Linked DNA regions of Homo sapiens: region 1 is linked to region 2. The links are chromatin loops, found by intact Hi-C in ENCODE. Cell type or tissue: Caco-2. All regions are shown on one strand.

Region 1 (2,500 bases), 85 kb before region 2:
CACCCAGCTTGTCCCTGGTGCAGCAGGATTTTGAACCCAGCAGTCAGTCGCCCCAGGGGCCAGCTACTGACCACAGACATGACACCCACTCACTGAGCCCAGTCCCCTCCACAGGCAAGCCTCACCCCTCAAAGATGCAAGCAGTGGCCTAGCCTGGCCTTTCCTCTGACCAGAGGCTGGCCCTAAACATGTCACTCAGCAGAAGGGTATTAAACTCTGCAGAGGGCTCAGAGCCTCAGGGCCACCAGGCAACCGGCACAGGCCCTTGCAATGCTTGGCAATCAGGAGAGGCACTGACAGAGGTGACTACAGTGCCAGAGGGCAGCTAAGGGCCAGCAGGAAGGTCACACTCAGCTGAGGGGACACTGGACGGGAGGCCTTGTGCACAAGCTGGCCTTCAGACTGCATCCTAGAGGAAAGGGGGCTCCACACGGAAGGAAGGAGGGGTGCACAGGATGGGGGAGGCTGGCCCAGAATGACAAAACTGTGACAAAGCCCAGGCAATGCCACAGCATCCTCCTTCCAGAGAGGGGCTTCGTGTTAATTGCCGAGCGGGGGCATCCTCTCCCCCTACACCATCGACGTGGCTTCCCTGCGCTCTTAGAGTAAAATCCCAGAACAGCAGCCCTTGTCAGAAGCTGGCACATGAATGCAAGGGCACCAGGAGCTTGGGCTGCGTGTCCCGGTGCTCTCCCAGCTCCACCATGTGTAGGCTGGCCTCATTGCAACTCAGCTCCCCAGCTCTTAAAATGGGACCATAGCCGTGCAGGCCCCTAAGACAACTGTGGTGACCAAATCAGCCGGCACCTCCCAGAGTTAGGGTCCAGTCAACCACACCTGCAACTGTGATGAATTAGTACTTGGGCCGGCCTGGCCTGGCCTCTATTCGCTCCTCTGCCGCACCTCGTGCCCTGAGCCTCCCAGTTTGCTGTGTTCCTTTTTCAGTTCTTTCGCACATCACATTAGATGAAATGGGGACATGCTGGAAACATGTTTGTCTTGTCGTTGTCTGACACCGTTGCTCATTTATACTGTGTACAGATTTTATTCTATCACATTTGCAATCTCAAGGAACCTCATGTTATGAAATGCTTGAGGTGCCACGAAGGCCCTGTGTGTTTACCTGCTGATGAGTTAGTTGATCTCATGAACACTCAAGAGTGACATCTTATGAATACTGGGAATAAGAAAACTTGTAATACAAAAAACCACTAATGAACACTGACATTTAGACTTACCCTCTATACCCTCCCGGATATGCTTTAACATGTCAATTATTAACCTCTCACCTAATAATAGAATTATGGTGGTTACTCACAAAGTGGCTGTCTCTCCTCTGCAGCTCACACTGGAAACTGCAGGAACACAGCAGGCACCTCCGGCTGCTTGCAGCCCAGCCAGTCTGACCCTGGCCTTCTCAGGGGATGTCTCCTATCCCGAAGCATGGGTCCAAACAGAGCAATTGTGTAGCAGAACAGGTGATGATTATGCAAGAAACAGTACGGTCTTTTAGAAGATCAGCTCTAAAGGTCAAGGGGGTGGATGTCTTTATTAAGAAGGGAAAAAAATGTCAGCTATGCTGCTGTGTGCAGAAAAAGGAATCCACTCCTCCATTGACAAAAATGCCCATGCTGCATCTTGCTGAGCCTCAGATCTAGCTTTCAGGGTTGTGGCAAATCTAAAAGCACATGCATTCCTCAGAAAATGCCCCTCTACAGCTCGTGTGTTCTCTGACCCTTTACATGACACATACCAGCTGTTCTTCACATTATTTGAAAGACACTTTTATGAACTCAGATCTCCCCCATCCCTCTCCCACCCCCTGTCCCCACACCTAAAATTCAGGAGTTCATCCCTTTACCAGGGAAGAAAGCTGTATAATGGCCCTTTTTCACCAAGGATTCCATATTCCCCAAAGCATCCTTAAAACTGTAGTTTCCATTTTCTCCCTGCATACACTCCATTTCTCGTACTTAAATATGAGCTCCTGTCCTGGGCTTACCCTGCTAGGCACCAGGTGAGCACTATATTCCTGAGCTGCTTCTGTGGTCTAAGAAGCAAGGCAACCCTCCAATTCATTGAAGATCTCCAATTCTCGCCTCTAAACATACAAGTATCTTTTAGGAATGTGACTTCATAATCTATCCAGATTTAGCAAACACGGTAAAAATTTAAGAATCAAAACAGTTTTCAAATGTGAGCACAATAGCCAGGCTACCAGAAAACAGAACTGATTTGCAATTAAATGCTGATGTCATCTTTCAGCATCTGTTAACTTCTCCCCTAGCGACTCAGAGAAAGCAGAGTTCTTCCAAATTAAGGACTCTCAGAAAAGTACTTACTTTGAGAAACTCTTAGCTCTTTTAAAATGGAAAGCAATGTGGCAAAGATAACCTATATGTCATGAAAAAGTAGCCATGTAAAAGGGAATGTAGATTCATTTTCAGATGTGCACAATGAATTCATTTGATTTATTCTCACAGACAGTAAATAGATTGTG
Region 2 (2,500 bases):
AAATGTCTCAGTTCCTTCCCATCTAGCTTAGTGTGACACAATTGTGCCCCAGTCTGGCTCTGGTCTACTTGCCCAGTTTTATTTACTATCTCTCCATAACAGGTGCCCTAAATTCTAGCCACACCAACGGCTTTCAGTGCTCTGAATGCGTCCCTCCATGCCTGGGTACTTTAGCCATGCTTTTCCCCAGTCAGACATTGTAGGCTGGGCACCTTCCAAGGCAAATCTTAGGCCCCACTTCAAACACTTCAATGGCCATGACTCAGGGGCTCTTCCAGGAGCCATGCAGATTACTCTCAGATTCCCCATACTCCATGCATGTCATACATCTCTATTCAATGCAACACCATGCTGAATTAGAATTGCCGATTTTAAGATGGTCACTGTTTCAGATGCATTTTGACACTCTTAAAAGTGACTGATACTGAGCAGGTCTTGACTGGATAAATCCCTCAATCTTTTCTCCCGGCCCTATCACCTTGCCTACATTTTTCTCTTGCCTGAGTCTTAACAGGTAACACTTGCTGCCTTCTGGAATGGCTCTGCTGATAAGATTCTTGGGGATGCCATTTAGAAATACTTGCATTTAAAGAGTATGTGGGATGATGAATATGTTAATTTACTTGACTACAATAACCATTTCACTATGTATAAATATGTCAATATATCATGTTTTACTTCTTAAATATATGTAATTAATAAACCAAGACTTTTTTAAAAGCCAGAAATGATTGTGTTTAGGAAACCAATTTAGATATTTTAAAAATTAGCCCTCAAAGACGTTTTCAAGTATTTTTTTTCAGCACCCTTGTACAAGTCACTCATTACCTGGGAAAAATTAAGCATTTGACATTGAGGAATAATTCAGAGCAACAATTTTAGAGAAGAATGAGAGAGCTGAGCTGGTAATCAAAAAGAACTAAAGCCATCTTCAAAGGCAGTTAGCTCCTAGCATTGTAACCACAGCACCAGAGGTGGGGCCTGCCCTCTGTCTTGCACACATCCCCCTCAGGCTGAGCAAGGTGTTATTTTTAACTACTTTGTGAATTACAATTCCCCTCATGCCTATGTTAATCATTCCCCATTTCACAAGGATGCCCTTCTGTAATGAAAAAACTGTACAGGATAGTTTGTCTCAAGGCGCCCTCTAGTGGTAATACCAGAGATCACAATCAAAGAAAGTTAATTTACCGAGTGCCAGAATGTGCCAAGAGTAATAATAGTACTTGACTTTTTAAAAAATAAAACTGTCTTTATTCACAAATTACTTTATTGAATAACTAGGAAATCCAATCGACAACAAGAACAATACAAACTTCTGGAACAAATAAGTGAGTTTAGCAAGGTCTCAAAATACAAGATTAATATACAAAAGCCCATTTCTTTCCTATATGTCAATAAAGAGCAATTCGAATTTGAAATTTTAAAAAATACAGTTTACAATAGCATCAAAAAATAATGAGGTATTTACAATTATACATGTAACAAAATACATACAGGATATATATGTGAAAAACTACAAAACACTGATGAATCAGAATATTTAAATACATGGAGAGAGAGTTCATGTTCGTATATTGGAAGACAATTTTTTAAAATAATTTCAACTTGTGTTTTAGATTCAGGGAGCCCACGTGCAGGTTTGTTACGTGGCTGTATTGCATGATGCTGAGGTTTGCATTGTGATTGATTCCATCACCCAGGTACTAAGCATAGCACCCAAGAGTTAGTTTTTCACACATTGCCCACTTCTTGCCCTCTGCCATTTAGTAGTCCCCAGTGTTTATTATTGCCACCTTTATGTCTATGAGTACCCAATGTTTAGCTGCCACTTACAAGTAAGAGCATGCAGTATTTAGTTTTCTGTTAATTTTATGTTAATTTGCTTAGGATAATGGCATCCAGCTGCATCCATGTTGCTGCAAGAAAACATGATTTCATTCTTTTTTATGGCCATAGTGTATATGTACCACATTTTCTTTATCCAGTTCACCATTGATGGGCACCTAGGTTTATTCCATGTCTTTGCTATTGTGAAACGTGCTGCCATGAACATAGGAGTGCATATGTCTTTTTGGAAGAATGGTTTATTTTCTTTTGTATATATACTCAGTAATGGAATTGCTGGGTTGAATGCTAGTTCTAAGTTTTTTGAGAAATCTTCAAACAGCTTTCTATAGTGGCTGAACTAAATTACACTCCCACCAGCAGTGTATAAGCATTCCCTTTTCTCTACCGCCTTGCCAGCATCTGTCATTTTTTGACTTTTTAATAATAGCCATCCTGATGATATCTCACCATGGTTTCGATTTGCATTTCTCTGATGATTAATGAGGTTGAGTATTTTTTTTTCATATGTTTGTTGGCCACCCTGTGTCTTTTTTGAGAACTGTCTCTTTACATCTTTTGCCCACTTTTTAATGGGGTCATTTGCTTTTTGCTTGTTGAATTGTTTAGGCTCCTTATAGATTCTGGATATTAGACCTTTTTCAGATGCATA

The links. A loop is a pair of places that touch in the nucleus more often than their neighbours do. Peaks named below come from ENCODE experiments on the same cell type or tissue, not always from the same donor. Only the 100,000 strongest peaks of a DNase experiment are listed, where the experiment ranks them.
Region 1: a loop joins it to region 2, with 4 times the contacts of the local background. A loop is called at or near these places in 17 of 110 quality-filtered maps.

The regions. Positions count from the first base shown.
Region 1 is chr13:24,004,932-24,007,431 of GRCh38, reverse strand. It overlaps a transcript of SPATA13 not described here. Among named protein-coding and RNA genes, the nearest start is that of C1QTNF9B, 110 kb to the right of the region's middle. In Caco-2, no CTCF peak of the experiment used is centred here; a DNase peak (open chromatin) is centred at 1,421.
Region 2 is chr13:23,920,211-23,922,710 of GRCh38, reverse strand. It overlaps the pseudogene ANKRD20A19P. Among named protein-coding and RNA genes, the nearest start is that of C1QTNF9B, 24 kb to the right of the region's middle. In Caco-2, a CTCF peak has its summit at 1,116 (motif pointing left); no DNase peak of the experiment used is centred here.